3 separate regions of the Homo sapiens genome follow, and regions 2 and 3 are each linked to region 1. A link is an interaction called in ENCODE POLR2A ChIA-PET data of the cell type or tissue named here. Cell type or tissue: PC-9. All regions are shown on one strand. Links, peaks and the distances in the headings refer to the core of each region. The heading gives the core; the rest is flanking DNA.

Region 1 (7,955 bases), core at 3,600-7,599:
AATTTTTCTACACTGCCTCCCATCACCACAAGAATCCTTTCTATTCCTCACTGTGTCCCTGGTGCCCAGCACAGGGCTCTGCACCAAAGCTGGGGCTCAGCAAATATTTCCATATCAATGGATTCCCTGGCAGAGGGTTTCCTTTGCACGAAGGCATTGCCTTCTGAGGTGGGCTACACCGACCTCATTTGGTCAGTGAAGGCTCGAAGTGGCAACTGAGGCCATGCAGGCATCCTCCCAGGTGTCCCTTCTGCCACCCCAGGGCTTGGCGACATCAGGGATCCTGAGAGTCTCCTTTGGGAGCCAATACAGTGAGACCCAGTAGAGGTACACCAGGTGTTTGCTGGGCACACGCTATGTGGCTGCCGGTATGCCAATGGCCGTGTGTGACTCGGGGGAGAAATGCAAAGTATGATATTGTTGAGCCAAGATTTGTCCCATACGTAGGACACAGTGACCAGCCAGCACATATCCAAGTTCTAAATTATGCAGTGCTGATGATGCTTTGGGGGTTCAGGGGAGGAAGAGCTTGGCTGGAGCGGCCAGGGTAGACTTCTTGGGGGCGGTGGGTTTAGCTGAGCTTGGTGGAAAGCGGTCTGCGTGGAGGACACAGCTCTTCCAGCGGAGTCGGCCGCGGTGCCCAGGCCGAGGCGAGAAGCAGCGCGCCCTCTGCAGGCAGGTGCGAGAGGCGGCCGGAGACCCGCCTGGGCACGTGGACTGGAAAAGGAAGGAGTCGGCCATCGGCTGCTGCCGCTGCGGCTGCGCTGCGACTTTTTCAGCCTGTCTGTCTCAATCCAGCCTTGCACTTCGGCGACTTTCAACCGCCATTAGGCCTGCAAAAGCCGCGTTTTTTCCCTCAGGGCGTGCCCTGCCCTCCTCTCTCCTAGTTGTCTGCAGCTCCCCGCCTGGCGGGCCGGGCCATTTCCTTCTGCTGCTACTCGGCATAGTCCTAGCGGACTGTTTTAGCCACCGCGCTGAGAGCGCTCTTTACAAAGTTTCCCAGATTACAAAACCGGCGCCTAAAGGGAAGGGGCCGACTCTGAGAGAGCCCGTAGTTATTTAACAAACACTTAAGCGCATATTATATGCTAGGCTTTGTGCCAAGCGCCTCGCAAATATTAATTTATTTCATCCTCACTACAGTGCCAGGCAAGTAGTGTTCTTGACCCCATTTTCCGGCTGAGCAAGGTGAGGCAGTGAGACTTAGAATCTTGCTCACCATTTCACAGCTGGAAAGGGGCGGAACCATGCTCTTAACCACTGCACCAAGCGCCTCTCCAGGGGCTCCTCACATGGGTAGGTCCCCAAGCAGGCCGATGGTCCCTAAAGAGCTTGAACCCCTCCCTTCCTCTGGGCCTCCGTGGTTATTTTCCAGGCACCGCAGCATTAAGTGCTACTTTCTGACTCTCTCTAAGTTGGGGGGGGGTTCCCTTTGTTTTCAGGGTTTTCATCTGCAGGTGTTACACGTGGTTTGCCAGGTGCCTCGGTTTCCTCATCTGGGAAATGGTAATCTTAGCACCTGCATCATAAGGCCACTGAAAGGATTAAATGAGTATCCACAATTAAAAGAGTGCCTGGCCCATAGTCAAAGCTCAAGAAATGACAATGGATGTTACTACTGAGCAAGTCCGCTGCTGCACTCCTGGAGGCCTCCCACTCACAAGTGAGAGAGAACAAACTCTGCCTGCTTCCTGAGCACGTCAAAAAGGGCCACATTCACTCAAGGGTTCTCATGGGCTTTTAGTGGCTGAAATAGTCTTAGAAGCTGGGAACATTAGGCCCAGGTCTGGGAGCAGGTCTGGCCTAATCAGCCCTAATCAGTCACATGGGCGTGCAGTTGGCACAGCTCTATCGGCAGCGTCCTCAGGTGCCCCAGGAACATGTCTGTTCCTCTCCCCTTGGAGTGGCCTGAGTCATGTTGTGTGACAGCCACTGTTCAATATTGTCATCATCACAACCAGACATCCATCAGGCAATTACTATGTGGAGGGCTCTGTGTTAGGGGCTCATGACAAGATGGCCAGCACATGTGTGGCACAGGCCAGCATCCCATGAACACAGTATGGTAGAAGCCCTGGATGTGGAGTCAGCTGTTTTTCACACAGATTTCAGGAGGGGAGGGGTGTGTGCCAAGGTCCCGCCTCTCTGGTTCTCTAGCATGGACAACATAGCAGCAGTACAGGAACCAGTTGATTTCCCAACCCCTGCAATATCCAGATCTTCCCTGTAAGCCCAGGGTCTGGAAAAACAATAGCTGCAAGTCAAAAGGCCCCGGACATTTGCTGAATTATTATGTAAGAAAATGAAAAAGAAAGGCCCTGTACATTTATTGCTACAGAATTGTTCCCAGGTATCAAGTGGCTGGATCGAGCCAAAATTCATTCATGCCAATCAATAACCAATGCACAAACCCTACAACATGCCATTCATTCATTCTCTATTTATTTCGTTATACAGATATTTATTTATTTATTTTTGAGACAGGGTCTCTCTCTGTCACCCAGGCTGGAGTGCAATGGCTCGATCTCGGCTCACTGCAACCTACACCTCCCGGGTTCAAGCCATTCTCCTGCCTCAGCCTCCCGAGTAGCTGGGACTACAGTGCCCGCCACCACACCTAGCTAATTTTTGTATTTTTAGTAGAGATTGGGTTTCACTATGTTGGCCAGGCTGGTCTCAAACTCCCAATCTCAAGTGATTCGACTGCCTCGGCCTCCCAAAGTGCTGGGATTATAGGCATGAGCCACTGTGCCTGGCTATTTTATTTATTTATTTATTTATTTATTTATTTATTTATTTATTTATTTAGAGATAGAGTCTCTGTCGCCCTGGCTGGAGTGCAGTGGTGCGATCTCAGCTCACTGCAACTTCCACCTCCCGGGCTCAAGCGATTCTCCGGCCTCAGCCTCCTGAGTAGCTGGGACTACAGGCATGTGCCACCACACCCAGCTAATTTTTTGTATTTTTAGTAGTTACGGTGTTTCACCATGTTGGCCAAGCTAGTCTCAAACTCCTGACCTCAAATGACCCACCCGCCTCGGCCTCCCAAAGTGGTGGGATGACAGGTGTGAGCCACTGCACTTGGCCCATTTTCTCATTTATCTCCTCCTTCAGCAAACATTTACCACACATTCACTATGTGTTAGGTTCTATGCTCAGTTTTAGGAATGTAAAGAGAAACGAGACATAGCCCTTAATGAGGACAGACAAATAAATACTTGGTTGTGATACCATGAAATAAACATTATAATTCATTCACTTAACAACTATTTCTTGAACATCTACTATGTGCCAGGCACTGTTCTAGACACTGGGGACACATGAATGAAACAGACAAAATATCTGCCTTTGTGAAGCTGACAGAGATAGATTACTTTAGAAGTACAGAGGAGAGAGCAATGAGTATGGGCAGGTGGAGTCTGGGAAGGCTCCCAGAGGTGGTGCAATCTGAGCTGGGTCTTGAAGGATCATGCCCTGGCAGAGGGGCAGGTAAGGGCATGCTGGGAAAAACAATAGTACAGCCAAGCTTGGAAATATGAAAGTGAATGACATAGGTAGGAAATGGCAAGTGGAACTGCAGATCACGTGCAGGAGGAGGAACAGAACATGAGGCGCACAGTACTGTCTCTCAATATAAGGTGCAATCAGATAAAATAGCCCAAAGCCCAACTCATTGCATTTTTCTTTTTCTTTTGTTCTTTTTTTTTCTCGAGACGGAGTCTCGCTCTGTCGCCCAGGCTGGAGTGCAGTGGCGCAATCTTAGCTCGCTGCAAGCTCCGCCTCCTGGGTTCACGCCATTCTCCTGCCTCAGCCTCCCAAGTAACTGGGACTACAGGCACCTGCCACCATGCCCGGCTAATTTTTTGTATTTTTAGTAGAGATGGGGTTTCACCACGTTAGCCAGGATGGTCTCGATCTCCTGACCTCGTGATCTGCCTGCCTCGGCCTCCCAAAGTTTTTTTGAGACTGAGTTTCACTCTGTCACCCAGGCTGAAGTGCAATGGTGCGATCTCAGCTCACTGCAGCCTCCGCCTCCCGGGTTCAAGCGATTCTCCTGCCTCAGCCTCCTGAGTAGCTGGGATTACGGGTGCCCGCTACCACACTCAGCTAATTTTTGTATTTTTAGCAAAGACGGGGTTTCACCACGTTGGCCAGGCTGGTCTCGAACTCCTGACCTCAGGTGATCTGCCCGCCTAGGCTTCCCAAAGTGCTGGGATTACAGGCGTGAGCCACTGTGCCCAGCCTCACTGCATTTTTCTGAGAGCCAACCCTGGTTAGAGGTAAGGGTGCGGCCAACACCAACTCCTCCTGTGGTTGTTAGTTGGTATGGGCCTTACGCAAAGTCCTAATGACCCCAGCCTCAGGCTTGTAACCTTAGAGAGAGGCTCAGTATTCCTTGTGAAGAGCCGTCATTTAAAAGGAAGATCTGTCTTGGAAAAGCCAAAGAAATGTGAATAAATTCAAATTTAACTCTAGAGCTTTAGGGTCAAGTAGTTTTTAATGACCATAATTCTTAAATTGGCTGAAAATAGAAAATAACCCATACTCTAAAAATGGACTTTACAAACAGTGCTTTGGTTATTATAATTTATTTTTTCTTTTGTTATCTCTTTTTTTATCCAACTGAGGTTATTATAATTTCTATTTAATATTTGTCAAATGGATTTTGTCAGTTGGTATTGAAACTAGCCGGCTTTCATATTTTAATATAGTTCATGACCCAAAATAAATAGTTGGACAGGGTCACCTTGAAGTTCTCTTTGAAACCTTTTGCCGAGTCAGATAGCTCAGAGGACATTATCTCATCTCTCTAAGCTTCGGTTTCATAGCTGTGAAATGGAGTGAATAATAATACCTGCCTCTTAGGGCTGTTGAGACAATAGGGACAGTTAATCCATGTAAAGTGCTTAGCACAACATCTGGCATATAAGATGTCAAAATAATGAGCTATGATCTTGATTCTGTAGTTTTAGAGAAATTACTGTTACCTGGTTGTATCGATTGTTTAACCTGAAGACGCAGGCTTAACTTAATTCAATCTATCTAGCCCTAGAAACTCCAAAAAGAACCACAGCCCACAGTAGATTTGAGGAATTATATTGTAGCTTAAAAAGGAAAGTTGATTTCCAGGTTTCCTGGTAGACAAACTGAGCCACTAACTAGTGACGGGATGTGATATGACCCAAGACAAAGAAACATGGAGCCGAAGTGGGATTACAATTTCAGTGGTCAAACTCCTAGCTTTCTACCCTAATTGGCAAACAGCACGCTTTTACCCAGAAGCCCAAGCGTCCTTACCCCCTGATCTTCACTTCTGGGATAAAGCCATTATGAAGCTCAATTTTTGTAATAAATGGACTCCTGAACCCTGGACTTAGTTGTGAAAGTGAAAGGAGATCCTTTGCTTCTAAAGGTCTCAGTAAATTTTCTCCTCCCTGCAGCTTCTTTCCCTAGGGAGTGAAGTCATAGGGTTGGGTAATCAGGCTGGGACCTCATGGGTTCCTTGAAATACTACGAGAGCAAAGGAAGCTGTGAGAAGAATCCTGGTGACCACACAGTGGCCCCTGGGTCAGGTGAGCAGTGCAGTCTGGTTGTGAGGCAGGACGGATTTATCTTTGACCTTTGGTCTCTTTCATAATCAGTGTTGTAAAATAAGTGCTCTGAGTTAGAGCTCAGGATTATCACCATAAGCACATGTTTCTATTCATTCAGTCCATTCCAAAAATGTCCTTTTCTTTCTTTACAACCTTCTCTCTCTCTCTCTGTGTGTGTGTGTGTGATCCACTTTCTATAGTATATATAGCATTTTCTTGAGACTGTTTTAGAAAATCTGCAGGAAAAGGATAAATCCATTAAACCATTCTCCCATGAATGAAGTGAAAATAATTTAAAGCATTTCAATAAAACAATAACAGTCGGGCCAGATGCAGTGGCTCCTGCCTGTAATCCCAGCACTTTGGGAGGCTGAGGCGGTTGGATCACTTGAGGCCAGGAGTTCGAGACCAACCTGGCCAACATGGTGAAACCCCATCTCTACTAAAAATACAAAAATTAGCCAGGTGTGGTGGCTTGCACCTCTTGTCCCAGCTACTCGGGAGACTAAGGCAGGAGAATCGCTTGAACCTGGGGGGTGGAGGTTGCAGTGAGCCAAGTTCGCACCACTGAACTCCAGCCTGGGTGACAGAGCAAGACTCTATCTCAAAAACAAAAACAAAGCAATAACAGTCATAATAAGAGCAAAATTGTGTAAAGCAGGTGCCCAGCATTGTTCTAAGCACTTTACATATATTAACTCCTTTAATCTTCACACTATTCCTATGAGGTAGGTACTAAAGTTATCCCCATATTCCACATGGGGAAACTAAGGCACAAAACAGTTAAGTAAAAGTTGAATTGTTGTCAAGTAAGAAAGTTTGGTATTTGAAAATGAGACCTCTAGCCTCAAAGCTTCTCATGAGTGAGTCCTGAGCGGTGTGCTCCGAGGAAGGTCAGGTGGTGAGGAAGCCCCAGACCTCTCCCTGATGTACAGGGCTGCCTCCAAATTCCTTCATCCACTCCAGTTCCACGGGCAGGAATGGATCTGAGTTTTGTGGAAGTGTCAGCTTATATGATTTGGCTCCCTCTTTTTAAAAACACAAAATATGTCTTTTGAAAATGTTGCCAAACCATATGACCAAATGAATATATGGTTAGGGCTTGGGAGGGGCCCATGCAAGGGGTGGCTCCAAAGGGGAAGCACCCCTAGCTCCACAGTACATCTGCCTTTGCCTCTGCCCATAAGATATCTCTGCTTCTTGCCAAACTGGGTATTGGAGTTCATTTAGACAGAAGAGTTTTCCTTTTCATTCCCAAACACGAGGCCCTCGGAAGTTACCAGTCAACAGCTATTTAACTGATACTTTATTCTGGTTATGTCCTTGCAACCATAACCATCTCTATTCTGGGACTGAAAACATTAGAGACAGTGTAACATGTCATGTGATCAGATTCGGCATGTTCTCTAAAATCTCAACAGTGCTAAATTGCCTCCCCATGTTACGAAAGTTGCCCAAGGAAATGAAATCCCAGGATGGATGCTCGCCATAAAAATAACCCCCTCGTTTCTCTGTCCCCTTCCCTGATAGTCACGGAAAAGCCAAGGATTAATAGACTCCTTTAATTTAACTCAGTTTTGTCTCTGATGAGGGTCTAGTGAAAGCAACTGCCCAATCTGTCGCTTGAATACTGTTTATATTTGTTGCCGGGATACCAAAGGCTCTCTTAAGCCTTTGGCTAAGAAGAGCACCATGCATCTGACCTTGTTCACCTGCACATAAAGCAAATAATGGCTGAAATGATAGGAAAGCTCCTCCAAACATTTGGAGTGGAACACAAGGCATTTTTGTGTCCGAAATTGCAGCGCCTAATATTTGTTGTTCAAATAAATCTCAACCTGCATACGGAAGTGCACATTACACATAATAAGATGAGGCTTTGAGAAGACAGATGTTAATTATTTTGAGGTAAATCAGAGCACCTCTGACCCAAACACCGAGCTGTAATTTGTTGCTCAGCTTCTTGGTCCTGAAATTAATGTAAATCTTTACATTCGTAATTTTACTTGCCAATGGCAAACCACCCACACAGTCTGTAAATGACTGCTCTGAGTCAGAGACTATTCATTTACGATTGTGTTAGATATTTTAAAATGTTCTCTGAAAGGATTAAATCACCTAATCCTGGTCCTTTCACTGGTTCTGCTTTCTGCAAAAATGATGGAGCTGGAGGACGTCTAAACTAGAAGGGACTTTAGAGTTTGTCTCTTCCCCAAATTTCTCCATTCAAGGATAAGAAACTAAGACCCTGATGTTAGAAGTGACTTGTCTCCAGGTCACTCAGCAACCAAAACTAACCCCCCAACCCCCGCAAAAAAAAAAAAAAAAAAAAAAAAAAAAAAAAATCCCAGGTTAGGATTT
Region 2 (7,955 bases), core at 2,650-6,649, 230 kb after region 1:
ATGAAGGGACAACTAGCCCCCAGATACTTGTTTGATGAAGGCTACTACCAGGAACCCAGTTCCAGTTATCTAAAGAGGTTTAGTGATAGTACATTGGACCAGAAAGTGAACTATGGGCCCTCTCAGGTGCCCGTAATGTCATCAAGAAGTGCTAGGTCTTTCTATTTTGGTAATTTTCACGGAAGAAGAGGGACTCCTTGGAAGTCAGAATATAACCAGAATTCAAGATTTAGAGGATGTAATTATAACTATTTGAAGTTCAATTCTGATTATTACTATAATAGACATAATGGTCAGGAGTATATTGACTATGGAAGCTATTCAGGAAATAACTGCACTGGTTCTTTAAATTTTAAATGTTTTGATGACCACTTAGATCAGGAGTATCCTTTTTCACAATAAACATGTTACAAGAAGAAAATTTAAAACCAAATGTAGCCATGTAATTAACAACTACACAGGAAGACAGCAGCATTAAAAACTTCAGAACCTGTGTGTTTTATATTTCCCAAAGCTTGTCAATACACCTGGAGTCATTTTGACCTATGCTTTCAACTTTGGCAAGAGAAATAATAATTTGTATTTGACCCTGCTCAAGCTTTTAAATGCTGCTTGATCCAAGGATAGACATTTCTATGGTTCAGCTAAAACTTTACTTCTACGCCAGTGAAGGAGCAGATTAACATTGAGAGGGGTTGAGATGGCCCTCTATGGCTCCTTAGGTGTCATAACATCATCATTTAGTGTCATTTATCTCCAAAGACGACAGCAGTGAATGAATAATGATCCTTTTACATGTTCTTTGATTTGGTCAGAAACACCACGTGCAGCAACAAACTTTCCTGACTTTTATTTAGAAATAATTGTAGATAAAAGAGACGACAGTTAGAACATAGACTTCTTCATGACATTAAAGAGTTGCATGAGCACCCACCAGGAGAAAATTAATCTTATTACTATGTTTAAATACTCAAAGAGTTGTCTTTTTCAAGACAAAGTCTTGGAAGAAGAATCTAAAAGTGGTCCAGATTGTCCTTTGAGGTTTAAATGGATAGTATTTAAACCCATTAGCAGAGTTGTTGTTTTTTTTTTAAGAACCCCATGTCTTTCCATTTTAGAAAAACAGCAAGATTGAAGTAATATAACCACTGGAATTTGCAAAAGGAAATATTGAAAAATTGTGGGGCACCAATGATGTCACTTGAAAAAAGATGCTGTGACTATTCCACTTCAGGTTATGTAACCCTTTCACTCAGGGCTGGATTACATCAGTTTGTAAAGTCACTGAATATCCCCCAAACTGAACTTTATTAAACAGTAACAAGTGCCTCTCTTCTCAATCCTCAGTGATGCCATCAAGTTTTCAAAAAGAGTAAAGAGAAAAGCCTATAGTTTTGTAGCTAGGGAAAAATGTATATGTGTAGGATTTGTAAACTCTCAACATAAGCAATTGATCTTTTTACCTACTAGTTTTTGACTTCATAAATGTTTTTAAATTGAAATATTTTATGGATTCTTAAAGACTTACATCTTAGTGCAGTGCATGTTTTATAGAAAGCTCCGCTGATTCATTCTGCCTTACCTTGCATTTAGGACCTCAGGGGCAATCGATTACCTTTTTTTTCTCCAACAAAACTATGCCTGACCTGGTAATTGAAGACATTAATGAGATTAGAGACTGTCAGCAACAGGAAAAAGTCATTTTTAATCCACAGAAGCAGTAAAGGGCAACACTTTGATGTGACATGATTCATTCAAACACTCTTAATTTGACATTCTGTAGAAAAGTACCAGCTGATAGAGCCAGGTAGAATGCCAGTCATTGTGGTTGCCCAGAATATCACAATGTGTGCATATAACCAGCCTTTTGAGCAAACGGGTATGTGAAAGGGCTACAAAAGCTTATTTATCTGAAGGAAGAGCCACAAGTTGTTTCATCGATCTCTTCTAATCATAGAGCTATGTTAGTACATGCAAGAAGTCAGAAATGAATGTACCATAGCAGATGATGTTTATTATTAATAAGATAATAACCAGTGGATGATTTGTTGGCTCCCTTGTGTTCAATTCCACTTTCAAGCCAGTGACTCTTCCATCAAAACTAGATTTGGCTTGTCAAATCTGAAAAACATTGCTTATGGGGCAAGTGCCTTGAATGTTAATGTTCAAAGTACTGTTGTCCAGAGTAGCCTTTTGAACTGCTAACAGCTTGTATTTTGTCAGGCAACTTTCAGTAACCAGGTATTATTTTTCTTTGACGAAAACCTGCCTCTTAATTTTTCATGTGTCATGCCATTAAAACAAAGAATATTATGAGTTTGTAATGAGAAGCAGCTATGCTTTTGAAAAAAATCTCACTGTGTTCTGTCACTTGATTTTTCTTTGCAGAGTTTTTAGACATGAAAACAGTTTGCTGCTCAGTAGTCAGACATAAAAATAAATTGCAGAATACAGCATGTGCAATTTTTATGTGTAATAGAACCGGTGCTATTTCTATATAACATTTTTGTCTTTTTTTTTTTTTTTTTTTTGCTAAATACCATCCTGGGACTTAGAAGAAAGTAAAAATACTGGTTTTATGTTTACATTTTGTATAACCCTAGACTTGTATATGTCTTATAAAGAGTCAACCTTTTTGGTGGGTAGGCCCTAAATGAGGAAGATAACTTATCCTGTACTTTTTAATTGAATGGCTTAGTAAGGAGTAAAATACAACTAAAATATTGTAACCACCTTCTTAATTAACACTGCTATTGTTTGTTGTGCTAAGTGGTGCAAAAGTGTTTTCTCATATCTTTTTCTATGTCCTATTAAGGGCCTGAGCTTTAAACTTTGTCTTAAGGTATTTTCATGTTTTTCTTATGAGTTGTTGGTAGTTATGCAAAAAAACTAAAAATATGTCAATGTGCTTTCAATTTGTTTAAATTTCTCAGGTAGAAAGCCATGTAACCTGGTAATTTTGAAAATAAGAATCAAATAAACTTATTTTTACTTGTTGCAAAATTGTTTAAAATAGTCATTTTTAAATAAATGCTGATAAGTCCACCTTTGGGGGAAAGTTCCTACTTACAGTATGCTGCTTTGCACTAATGTTGCTGATCTCTTTTCTCATTTGCATTGTTAGAGAATACATATTTGTCAGATATATTAAAAATAAAATTATCATAGTGAATATTCTTTGTTCATTTATCACATGTATTGGCTAGCATGTTGCACATCCACAATAACATTTTCTGTGGAAATATAGATGCCTAATTTTAATATCATTTCTATGCAACTTTTCCCATTTTGTGGAAACTGACATTGTCAGAGTTCATGGGACTAAAGACCATAGTTTTATTTTCATTTTGGACAAACCGAAATAATGTTATTTAGATTTAAGATGATCCTCCCTTTAGCACATTTTATCAGTGCTAATAAGAGGTAGCAAAATTGACTCCATGGAATTTCACCTAATTCCTTCAGCCCTGGGTGGAAGTGTTCAAGTTATACAATGTGCAAAAACAATTATGGGTTTGGGATGGACAGTCTAGTCAGAGAAGGTAGGGGCCTCAATAATCAGTCTTTGACCATTCAAGAGTTAACTGTATTTTCATGTGAAATATACAGCAAACTGCCTCTAAGTATCATAACAAAGGCAGACTACCTTGGAGTAAAATCTGGGCACTTTAGAGCTGAAAGCGTCCGTCAGGTTCAAAGAGCTCTTTCTGAAACAGCAAGAAATGTATTGATGCTTGTTCTTGATCTAGGATTTGCATAAATTTGGCCCTCTGAAGTAAGGTGAATGTTACATTATGCAGGGAAGCCAGATATGCAGATACTGAAAACACGTAGTAAATGCTGCTTATGAACCACAGACGCTAGTTGAGAACAAACTGTCTCTGCAGCTGGTAGGATGACAGCAGGTGGGGAGCAAGCCAGATGTTAACCTAACACCTCCCTCCTTCACTGGACATGTGGTGGTTGTAACAACTACCCCCCCTCCCCCCGACACCACCATCTTCTTGAATGGTGCCTTTTACATGAATATGGCTTATGTATATGCTAGCTGGATTTGAGAAGTTTTTAGATCAAAGTCCTGCCTTACAGCAATATTCCTTTCCAAGTAACCAACACAATGTTGATTCAGCTCTGAATGGAAGAGAATCAGGTTATTGGGAGTGAAACTTTAGTGAGGCTCTAAATCAGGGGTGCCTAATCTCTTCGCTTCCCTGGGCCACATTGGAAGAACTGTCTTAGGCCACACATAAAATACACTAACACTAACGAGAGCTGATGAGCTAAAAAAAAAAAAAAAATTGCAAAAAAAACCTCATGTTTTAAGAAAGTTTACAAATTTGTGTTGAGCTACATTCAAAGCTTTCCTGGGCCGCATGCAGCCCGTGGGCCATGGGTTGGACAAGCTTGCTCTGGATATTTTCCTCTTGGCAGCAGACAAGCCTGTTTAACTTTGCAAAATGAGTAGCCTAATCTTCACATGCACATGAGATTTCAGGCTGCGAAGGTGGGCCCAACTTCTCTCCCCCACTCCTTCTCCAAAGCATAAGGCATAACAGGTTACATGGCACAAAACAGGCACTCAAACATTTGGTGAATGAAACCAAGTGGGAAAAAAAAAGAGCACATTAAAAAAAACTCACAAGTACCTGCAATGTGGTTTGATAACATGAAAAATGGAAATTTCTTTGGTTCAGGAAGTATATCTCTTATAAGAAAACTCTGCCAATGTTAACATTAAAATGACAAAACACTAATAGGTTGTCTTTGTTTATACAACTGACTGCATATGCAAATCTGTTATGCTTCTTTTGACACGAGGTGAATTAACTTTGCTACTGTAAGGATTCCTGATACTTTCCTGATCAGACAATACATTAACACAAAAAAACCCAAACCCTTCCTTAGCACTTGGCAATGACAATGCCTTCAGTAACCTTACTTCTTAAGAACCTTGCTATAGACTTCAAGGTGGAGGTCTGCCATTTACAGTTTAGAAAGTTCTGATTTAGGCAAAACTTTGACAAGTCACAAAAAAAGCAATTCAATTCACTATTTCTTAAACAGGACAAGCTGGTATTTGGTTTTTGGTGTGGGGTCTCCATGAAATTTTGCCCCTTGTTTCTTTTGGAATACAAAAACTCTGCACTCAAAAATGAAACTGAATTTTAAGCCAAAGTAAAATGTCTGAATCAGATTCCCTAGAATAAGGTTTTTAAAAAAATTTAAATAAGTCACCACACTATAGTGGGTAAAACCATTTTTATTAACTGACCAAAGCACATCATTTTGTTTTCTGATTTGAGGTAAAATCATAAAACACAGTTCACAAGAAAATACAATGACTATTTAACCACAATTACAAGTTTGAAATCTCACTAGGTGTTCATATACTTTTACAAATTCATACAACTGTATAGTCTACTTAAGCTTAGTGTTAACCAAAAGAGCAATATCAAAGACCTAGACACTTGACTACTACTTTTGCAGTGGGTATAGTTTTATAACAACAGAATAACTGTTACCTTATGAATATACTTTACTTTAAAAACCACTTGACTAGCGACTGTACTGTTTCCTCGTGGTTCAGGGGTGTGCATGAAGGCTCTTAGGAGAGCAAACACCTGTTCCTATTCTGTATGTCCCTCCCTCATTTCAAATGAGAGTAACCAATTGAGTAAAATAACCAAATAACCATTGCCCCACCATGAACATGGGGCTTGGGAAGACAGTCCTACAATCTTCATCATATATTTAGGTTTTTAGGCCAGCCAGCTCTTTTTTTCCAAAGCTTTCTTTTGAATGTTCAGATCCTATTTTAATCCTAACTATAGACTACTGTGTTTGTGAGGGTGTCTGAGTGTCTATGTGAGGGCAAGGACAACAGTGCAGTCCAGAAACACAGAAAATATGCTTTTTTGCAGCTGAGCTCTGTTTTGAGATTTCATTTTGTTACTGGACAGCGCTTAATCCATACCAAAGTCTTTGGAACACTGCAGATTTGCTTTAGAGGTAGATAAAACAGAAATCATGCAGTTAAGTCAATTGAGAAAAAAAAAGGGATTTGTTGTCTTTACAGAACATCATGACTAAAAGTTGATCCTTTGCTCTTGGTGCACATTTAAGATTTTTACCTGTTTTGGGAAATACCCAAGTCTTCCTTGTCTCTCAGGAAAAACACATTTAAATTCATCCTGTACTAACTACAGATAGAAGAAAAACAGTATTAACATGTGTATTACAGCACTGCAGTTCACTTTCTGGATTTGTGACACACAAACACATCATGCATTCTAAGAAGTTAATTTTATTAGTGTCACTAGTGATGTTAATTAAAAAACTTATAGCAAGTGCTCAAAACTTTCTAAATATTGTAATCACTATGTTTTAAAGACAGAGTGGACTGTTACAAATGATTTTGCAAAATACAAAAATAGATATACTTCCACTGAATGCTTTAATCATTTTTCCGGGCACTCTCATCTTTTGGTTCTTCCTCATCTGAGTACACAGTGGGCTCCTCCCCCTCCTTCAGCAGTTTGCCCACGTGATGATACTTGACTGGAGGTAGAGAAGAAAACACAAATGGTCATTCTCATTCTTTCTAAAACATCATTACCACGTTTCAATTTAAAGCATTTATTAGAGGCCTGCAATATACTCAGCAATGTGTTGGGCTTCTTGAAGGATACAAAGGTGGTTTATACCACCGTCCTTGCCAACAGGGAATTTGTTTTGTTCAGAAGACAGACATATAAAACAGGTGGCAACGTCTGGCAATGAGTGTGCAAGGTAACGTCAAAATGAATTGTTTGTGTGTAAGGAATGTTTAGAAGAACAAGGGCAAGTGATGAGTTCATCAGAAGGGTTACAGAATACTTCATGGAAGGAGGATATATTTTGGAAAAATGTATAGAAGGATTTAGGGAGGGAGTTCCAGAAAATGCAAACGCCATGTACAAATGCATACAGGTGAGACAACGTATCTGGGAAGCAATGAAGAGACCAAGTTGGCAGGAGTAGAGTTAACATTTAGAAGTTAGTAGGAGATAAGATTGGCTAAGTAGTGTGGGGAAATATTATGAAAGATCTGAAAAGCCAGCCTGAGTTTGGACTTATAGGTGGCAAAGGGCACTGAAGGTTTATAAGCGAAGGAATGACACAGTAAAATAGTGCTTTAACAACGATATTATCAATGTGGTGTATAGGGCAGATTTCAGTAAGGAGAGACTGGGAACAGGGCGATCCAGAGGCAGAGTGCAGATCCAGATGCAAAGGAACCAGCGCCAGGAGCAGGGTGGTGTCCAGGGGAATGGAAAGGGACAGATGAGAAGTACTTTGAAAGAAAACTGGAAGCATGAATTAATTAAGTGAAAATTGGAGCTCCCATGGACCAAAATGGGAACTCTGTGGAGGGAGCCATTCTGGAGGCTCACATGACAGGAGATCTAAAACATGGAATGGACAAGTGAAGTCAGGATTGGCAAGAAAAAAAAAAAAGGTTTCCCTGAAAATCTTTCAGAAAGAGAGTTCAATCCAATTGTGGGGATAGAAGCCATATTGTAGGGAGGAAGAAGGTATAGAGAGGAAATGAAGTAGTGGTTAGGAATAAAAACTTGTAAGAAGTTTGTTTGACAGTGAAAGGAAGGAATAATAGTCTCATAGATGAAGAGGAGAGCAAGAGACAGAACGTTTTTCCCAGCACAGAGAAAAACCTATGGGTGGTTAAAGGAAGTGGTAAAGGAGCCAGGAGATGACTGGAGGTGTTGGAGAAAACAGATGTAAGGGTGCAAACCAGAATGCAAAAGACTTGAGAAGAGATGGCATCAGCAAACCACCTCATCACTGTAGCCAAACTAATGCAGGGTCGATCATCTGAATGTCCAAAGCCAAGAGTCTCCTCTTCCTGAATATGAGTAGGAATTAGAGGAGTAACCAACCTGTCTAACCAGGTAACT
Region 3 (7,955 bases), core at 2,650-6,649, 150 kb after region 1:
TTTATTTACATGAGGTGAGCACAAAGTGTCCAATGGGAAACTCTAGGGGGTACTTGGACCCCAGAAGATTCTGTATCCAGGGCTCTTGAGCCTCTACTCAGCCTGCTCCCACACTGTGGAGTGTACTTCCGTTTTCAATAAATCTCTGCTTTTGTTGCTTCATTCTTTCCTTGCTTTGTTTATGCATTTTGTCCAATTCTTTGTTCAAAATGCCAAGAACCTGGATATCCTCCACTGGTAACAAGATGACATTTATTCATACTATTCTGCTTCTATTTTCTTCATGAAACAGTATATTTTGGCTACTTATCAGTGCACATCCACATACATGCACCTCTTTTTTTTTTTTTGGTTTAATCTTTATCAGTCGGCCAGTCCTTGTTAGTTGTAATTTCTATTGGCTCCTGTTTTTCACTATTACAAGAAATGCTGCAGTGAACACCCTTGTTGATGTATGTTTGTGCATATGTGCAAGGGTATTTCAAGAAGGAAATTCTTCTTCACTTGGGGTTGGAATCACCTTTCTGCTTTGTATTCTGGCTGGACGGGAAACAAATGTGCATTAGACCATGGTGGAGTCTGGTCCTCTGTGGGAAAATAAGCTTAACATGGAAAGCAGTGGAGCCCTGGCCCCCTGCTCCATATTGGAGTACACATTCTCGTGGCCAGAATACTTGTGTCTTTCCCCTGAAGAGGAAGATAAATTTTTACTGCCCAGCTCTGCATTTTCAATATATCATTTATCAGTCACTCCACACTTCTGTCAGTTGAACTTTAATTTTATTTAACAAACACTTCTAATATGGTTAACGTGTGCTGGTCACTGAAATATTTTGCAAATGTTAACTCATTTTATCCTCATAACAGTCTTATGTGCTAGGTACTATCATTATCCTCATTTTTCAGATGAGGAAACTGAGGCACCAGGATGTTAAGTAACACACCCAAAGATACACAATAGCTCCAATGTCATCTCGCTGTTCCTCCTTTACCAGTCATTTTCTTCTAGTATACATATCACAAAGTACAGGGTTAGGCCCACATCCCTCCCTGAGCCATTCATCTGGCGGCTACTCTTCTCTGCTGTTCCATGGACCAACACTCAATTTTCCACTGATCTCCTCCAGAAATCCAGCACTCAAGTCCCCTTCTAAGAAGGATAAACAGACACTGGTGAGTGAATGAGGGGACACCATACATTCCTATACTGTCCTCTCATTTATACTTCCCAACATCACCACCAGGGTTGTACAGATTTTGCAGAAGGCCTGTGAATAACTGAAAGGAATTTCAAGTATGGGGACTTTTAAAAAATAATCTACTGCCCATGTCCATGTCTGTAGACCAAGAGAAAATCACCAGAGAGGCCCATCACAGAGAGAACCCTCATGCCCTTCTTCCTTGAATTCAGCTTCACTTTTTTCCTCTTCTTTCAACCCATCAAATGAAGCTCCACCCACTACCTACTCACAGGGCTTGGTCTTGCCCCAGGTCCCACCTCTATCTTCCCTAGAAGCCCACTGGCCCACATCTTAGTTATTCAGCCTGGCATATGGCTCTGAGCCTTCCAAATGGACAGGTTAGGGTAGGCTCTGGCATTCCAGGTGTCATCGCTTTCCAAAGGTCCCCATCAGTAGGGGTCACAGAGAGATAAATGCTTTTTTGTTTTTCCTGATATCCCGTGGGTGATGGTTGGATGAAACACATACGCACGTCTATCTCTTCAGGCTAAACAACAGATTCTCAGAGAGAATGCCGTCTAAATCCAAATGGAAGAAAAGAAACCTTCTCCCAACTTTCCCAGCTCACAGGGGCGATGGTGCCTCACATGATTATGCAGAGCAGTGCCCCTTTCTCTTCTCATTTTCAAGGAATGAGAAATAGACTCAGAATGGAATAATAATCACTAAGATTTAGTAAACATTTACTGTAGGTGAGGTTGTGGATGGTCCCATGTAAGCCTCATAACAGTCCCGTGATGTTACAGGGAGTATAACTATCATCTCAGAGATGAGGAAACTGAGGCACTGTATATCATAAAGGCCACACAGCTGGTAAGTGGGGCAGCAGGGATTTACACTTGGCAGCCAAGTGTCCAGAGCCTGTGTACTTTCTGTAACACCATACAGCTTCCTTATAGTTCAAACTGTAAGTGGTAGAGGTGAGATTTGAAGCCAGATCATTTGACTCAGGACCCTGAGCTCCCAGCACCTTAAGCCTCCTGCAAGGGCAGCTACTTACATACACAAAGAACTGGCTTTGGGATGATTGAATGGTATTGCTTTAAGTTGCCAGATGAGGCCCTTCCCTCTCACTGTTCTGTCAGCAGAAAAAAGGCAATGTAAATGTTTATGCTCTTCTAGTACAAGCAAACCCCTAGGGATCTTTTCATGATGGACACACTTTTGAAATCATCTAGATTTAGAGCAGATGAAAGACTGCTGGGGTTTCTGTTGTTTGGCTTGGTTTGGTTTCAGCATTTCTTCCTGCGGCTCTAAGCAGAGGATCTGGAATTTGTCTTGGGTCAAACCTGCCCTTTCTCTGGGACAGACCACTTCATTGAGGCCTCTTAGTAAGTTACCTATCTGCCAGTGTTCCTCGATGGTGGTGGAAAAGGGGAAGGCAGATGCTGTAGACTGGGGTTTTATGTATTCTATTAAAAAACGGTAAAGGTGGTCTTCACTGGGTTTTGCTTCAGCTGGCTCAATCTGGGAATGAGGTACAAAGAACACAGTGTTTGGCCAAGGCAGAGGGATGTGAAGGCCCCTCTCAGTAGAGGTTGGCCATCTATTTGGGGGTGACTTGATCAGCCTAAGAAAGAGCAGGATTGGACATGTCCCCTCCTGCCTTTCACTTCCTCCCTGCTAAATGGGGTGAGGTAAGATCAGTACTGGAGGTAGTGTCTTGCTCCAAAATTTCCCGTATTGTGTCTTTTGGGTTTCTTATTGTGCAACATTGGATCCTATGGGTATAAAGTACACAGTGAGGTGCTGGGTGGAGTTGAGGCCAGCTGAGTCTAGTGAGGAATGGTGAAAGATGAGGTGGGTATACATGAAAAAGGGGAAGCTGGAGGCAAAGGTGACAGGGTTCATAATCTCCAGATATGTAACTGGGCCCTGGGAGTGGTCCTTGGGTATGTAATAGCAGCAGGTGGAGCAGACACTGTAGTAGGAGAACTTGATGAAATATTTGGAAAATGCAGATGTCCCTTTGGCCTTCCTGGGGGAATCTAGAATGCTTCCAGTTAGCCACAAGACTCTTATTGTTCAATCCCCATATGCCTGCTGGGTACAATTGTTCACTGTACAAGGGAATCTGGTTGAGAGGATCAGTAAGGATTGAAATCCAGCCTTCGCTGTACTCACCAATTCATGCAACCTGGTGCAGAGGTGTGCATCTGGAGAGCCTTTTTCAAATTTGCACGCAGTCACCTCATGGCCTATGGGCAGCCATGACCCTCACATCCAGTACAGTGTCTGGTGCATAATAGATAATTGACATCTGTTGACCGAAAGCAAAAGATGGTGATGCAGCTGGTTGGTATGAGAAAGAAAGCTGCAATGACTATGAAAAAGGGTCCTCTAATAGATGGGTGCAGAGTATGGTAAGCAAATTTAGCATTTGGGAGGTGTGTGTCCCAGTTATCTTATTTGTTGAAGGTGAATGACAACCAGAAGTCTCCTCCAAAATCTATCTGGCTGTTGTTCAGTTTGATTGTTGTGGGCAATGGACAAGTGGATTTGGACATGGTGGATCAGAAGTGTGCTCTATAGAAACTTTGCACAAATTGGGCTCCCCAGTCAGATGTTACAGGGTAGGCTGTCTTAGAGGTGGAACAATTATGTCTCTGAAGAATAAGGTAGAGATAACTGGGGCAGAAAGTGGTCCAGCTGAAGAGAGAAAGTGGGTTGTTCTCATGAAGGTGTTGACTTCAATGATTATTATGCTATGACCACAGTTGGCAGAGAGTTGGTGAGGAATGTAAGGAACGTCTCCTAGGAATGCTTGGTGATTGAGGGAGGATGGGGTAGCTCTGTTGAGCTTCTTTAGCCTTTTTTGTTTTCCTGTGGCCAAAAACATGCCTCAGTGTAGTACAGGATGTTGAGTAAGTCAAGGTGCTTCATGCTGTGTGTTTCAAAAGAGCATTGGTAACGAGCTACAATAGCATCGTAGCACAGACTTAGGACCTACATATAGGGCTTTGCTGTCAGGTATGAACAGGCAGTTCTGCCTATGTAGTGGGTCTCCCTTCACTATGCTTCTCTGGAGACCCCACCTTGAGATGAGCCTGGATCTCTTCCTGGTGCTGCTGGACACGGGTTAGGGAATCATAGGGAAAGAAAGTGGTACTTGAACATTTTCCAACAAGTCACTTTGCAGCATGTCTTCCTTGTGCTGGGAACAATCACTTGGAAATGCTCTCTGGGTAAATCTGAGGCAGGTAGGTAATTATTGCTTTGGGCTAAGGGTGTAACAAGATCTTTTGTGGTTTGACAAAGACTGCCTCTCCGCAAATTCCTTGGTTTGTTGAGCTGGTTGCTGGGGAGGAAGTATGTAAATTTGCATAGGGGCCAGGGAGCCTCCTTGGAAGAAAGGGATTATGAAACCCCGTCTCTACTAAAAATACAAAAAAAATCAGCCAGGTGTGGTGGTGCATACCTGTAATCCCAGCTACTCGGGAGGCTGAGGCAGGAGAATCGCTTGAACCCAGGAGGCGGAGGTTGTGGTGAGCGAAGACCGTGCCATTGCACTGTAGCCTGGGCAACAAGAGTGAAACTCTGTCTCAAAAAAAAAAAAAAGAAAAGAAATCCTATACGTTTCTCATATAAAAAAGTATTTTAGCTCAAATTTTACTTCTTCAGAGAGGCCTTCCCTGATCACTCAAGTTATTATCACTTTATTTTGTTTTATAATTTTCATTGCACTTAATATTTGTACCTATCTTTTTGGGGAAACAATTTACTTGTCTATTGTATACCTTTGCCCACTAGAATATGAGTTCCTTGAGGGCAGGAATATTCTCCGCCTTGTCTATCCTGTATCCCTGTGCTTCGAATCATGCCTGGTACAATAATAATGTTCTATAAGTATTTGCTGAAGGAATGAATGACTGAATGGAATAGCTATGTGGGAGGTTACAAAATTAAAAGTACAAAGATTCTTCCTGCTCTTACCCTCAGTCTTACTAATCAGAGTATCATTTGATACCTTTGAGCTTCTTTTGACCATTTCTGGGATTTTTTTTTCTGTTGGTTATTTCCATAATTCTTAATAAGATGCTTTTACTTTGAAATCTTGATTTATTTCCTTTAAGCAGTATTGACTTTCCTCTTTTTTGTTAGCTCCTCAATTGTTTACCATTAACACTTTGCATAATGTACTTAAGCTTCCATTTACACTTACTTCTTGAGGCTTACTGTGTCAAATGAAGAAATTACTCCCCACTCCTCCTGGTTATTTGAGTACTTTAACATTGTTAAAGTTTAAACCATTTTCATATTTACATTCCATTCTATAACTATATTTGTCTTTCATACTTTTTCTATAGGTTGATTCTGAAAGCCAATAAACATCACTTACAAAATTATAATTTTGTAAATGTTATTAGTTGCAGAAAACAGAATGTGTGATTTGATCACTGGAGGAGATGTAATCCTGTATCCCTATACCTAGGCCACTTGAAGGGAAATAGTACAAATTTCCAGTTCAAATGGTTTTTCTTTTCTTACACTCCAATTGCTGAGTTATGCCACATTTTAGATTGTTTGATATATGGATCATGACTTTTTGGGAAAGTTTTCCTTTCTTAAAATTTCTAATTATTTTTTGGCAGAAGATATAGGTGCCTTTGTCACCATATTACTGATACCTTCCAATTGTTCACATAGACGACTTGTTAAATGCTCTAACATATACCCACTCTTTCTATGCCTCACTCCTTCACAGCTACCATTTTAGGATTTTTTTTTTCATTGCATTCCTGGGTTATCATCTCTGTTTCTTACATCCTAGGTCTTTCTCTTTCTTGGATCTCTTTTTTTTTTTATTGTTAGAATACATCCTCAAGTAATTTTTTTCAGAGAAGAGGGCTAGGGGTAAAATTTCTGAGTTCTCTCATGCCTAAACATGTCTTTTTATTTTTATTCTTATATTTGACTAATATAGAATTCTAGGTTCAAGGTCATTTTCCCTCAAAATTCACAGGTATTATTGTCAGGCCTCTGAGCCCAAGCCAAGCCATCGCATCCCCTGTGACTTGCACGTATACGCCCAGATGGCCTGAAGTAACTGAAGAATCACAAAAGAAGTGAAAAGGCCCTGCCCCGCTTTAACTGATGACATTCCACCATTGTGATTTGTTCCTGCCCCATCTTAACTGAGTGATTAACCCTGTGAATTTCCTTCTCCTGGCTCAGAAGCTCCCCCACTGAGCACCTTGTGACCCCCGCCCCTGCCCACCAGAGAACAACCCCCTTTGACTAATTTTCCATTACCTTCCCAAATCCTGTAAAACGGCCCCACCCCTATCTCCCTTTGCTGACTCTCTTTTCGGACTCAGCCTGCCTGCACCCAGGTGAAATAAACAGCCATGTTGCTCACACAAAGCCTATTTGGTGGTCTCTTCACACAGACTCGAGTGAAATTTGGTGCCGTGACTCGGATCAGGGGACCTCCCTTGGGAGATCAATCCCCTGTTCTCCTGCTCTTTTCTCCATGAGAAAGATCCACCTACGACCTCAGGTCCTCAGACCGACCAGCCCAAGAAACATCTCACCAATTTCAAATCTGGTAAGCGGCCTCTTTTTACTCTCTTCTCCAGCTTCCCTCACTATCCCTCAACCTCTTTCTCCTTTCAATCTTGGTGCCACCCTTCAATCTCTCCCTTCTCTTAATTTCAATTCCTTTCATTTTCTGGTAGAGACAAAGGAGACACGTTTTATCCGTGGACCCAAAACTCCGGCGCCGGTCATGGACTGGGAAGGCAGCCTTCCCTAGGTGTTTAATCATTGCAGGGACGCCTCTCTGATTATTCACCCATGTTTCAAAGGTGTCAGACCACACAGGGATGCCTGCCTTGGTCCTTCACCCTTAGTGGCAAGTCCTGCTTTTCTGGGGAAGGGGCAAGTACCCCAACCCCTTCTCTCTGTGTCTCTACCCCTTCTCTGCTTTTCTGGGGGAGGGGCAAGTACCCCTCAACCCCTTCTCCTTCACCCTTAGCAGCAAGTCCCGCTTTTCTAGGGGGCAAGAACCCCCAATCCCTTATTTCCACACCCCAACCTCTTATCTCTGTGCCCCAATCCCTTATTTCTGCACCCCAACCTCTTATCTCTGTGCCCCAATCCCTTATTTCCATGCCCCAACCACCCTTCCCGCTTTTCTGGAGGGTAAGAACCCCTGAACCCCTTCCCTCCGTGTCTCTATGCTCTCTTTTCTCTGGGTTTGCCTCCTTCACTATGGGCAACCTTCCACCTTCCATTCCTCCTTCTTCTCCCTTAGCCTATATTCTTAAGAACTTAAAACCTCTTCAACTCTCACCTGACCTAAAATCTAAGCATCTTATTTTCTTCTGCAATGTCGCTTGACCCCAATACAAACTCGAGTAGTTCCAAATAGCCGGAAAATGGCACTTTCAATTTTTCCATCCTACAAGATCTAAATAATTCTTATTGTAAGATGGGCAAATGGTCTGAGGTGCCTGACATCCAGGCATTCTTTTACACATCAGTCCCTTCCTAGTCTCTGTGCCCAGTGCAACTCGTCCCAAATCTTCCTTCTTTCCCTCCCACCTGTCCCCTCAGTCCCAACCCCAAGCGTCGCTGAGTCTCTCTAATCTTCCTTTTCTACAGACCCATCTGACCTCTCCCCTCCTCGCCAGGCCAAGCTAGGTTCCAATTCTTCCTCAGCCTCCGCTCCTCCACCCTGTAATCTTTTTATCATCTCCCCTCCTCACACCT

The links. ChIA-PET counts read pairs that join two places held together with the same protein. Peaks named below come from ENCODE experiments on the same cell type or tissue, not always from the same donor. Only the 100,000 strongest peaks of a DNase experiment are listed, where the experiment ranks them.
Region 2: POLR2A ChIA-PET joins it to region 1 with 9 read pairs; 5 of 35 experiments call an interaction of 5 or more read pairs at or near these places.
Region 3: POLR2A ChIA-PET joins it to region 1 with 5 read pairs; 2 of 35 experiments call an interaction of 5 or more read pairs at or near these places.

What each region holds. Positions count from the first base shown.
Region 1 is chrX:119,475,561-119,483,515 of GRCh38, reverse strand. No RefSeq gene overlaps it. Among named protein-coding and RNA genes, the nearest start is that of SLC25A5-AS1, 10 kb to the right of the region's middle. RefSeq lists enhancers at 789-838, 889-988. In PC-9, for the core only: no CTCF peak of the experiment used is centred there; a DNase peak (open chromatin) is centred at 5,525; H3K27ac peaks cover 1,007 bases.
Region 2 is chrX:119,241,754-119,249,708 of GRCh38, reverse strand. PGRMC1 (progesterone receptor membrane component 1) reads right to left here. Exons shown (of 3, transcript NM_006667.5): 3 at 5,243-6,558. The coding sequence ends at 6,455. It also overlaps the pseudogene AKAP17BP. Among named protein-coding and RNA genes, the nearest start is that of PGRMC1, 9.4 kb to the right of the region's middle. In PC-9, for the core only: no CTCF peak of the experiment used is centred there; no DNase peak of the experiment used is centred there.
Region 3 is chrX:119,321,728-119,329,682 of GRCh38, reverse strand. LINC03098 (long intergenic non-protein coding RNA 3098) reads right to left here. Exons shown (of 4, transcript NR_110396.1): 2 at 4,660-4,778; 3 at 3,366-3,501. Among named protein-coding and RNA genes, the nearest start is that of LINC03098, 34 kb to the right of the region's middle. In PC-9, for the core only: no CTCF peak of the experiment used is centred there; DNase peaks (open chromatin) are centred at 4,022 and 4,502; H3K27ac peaks cover 509 bases.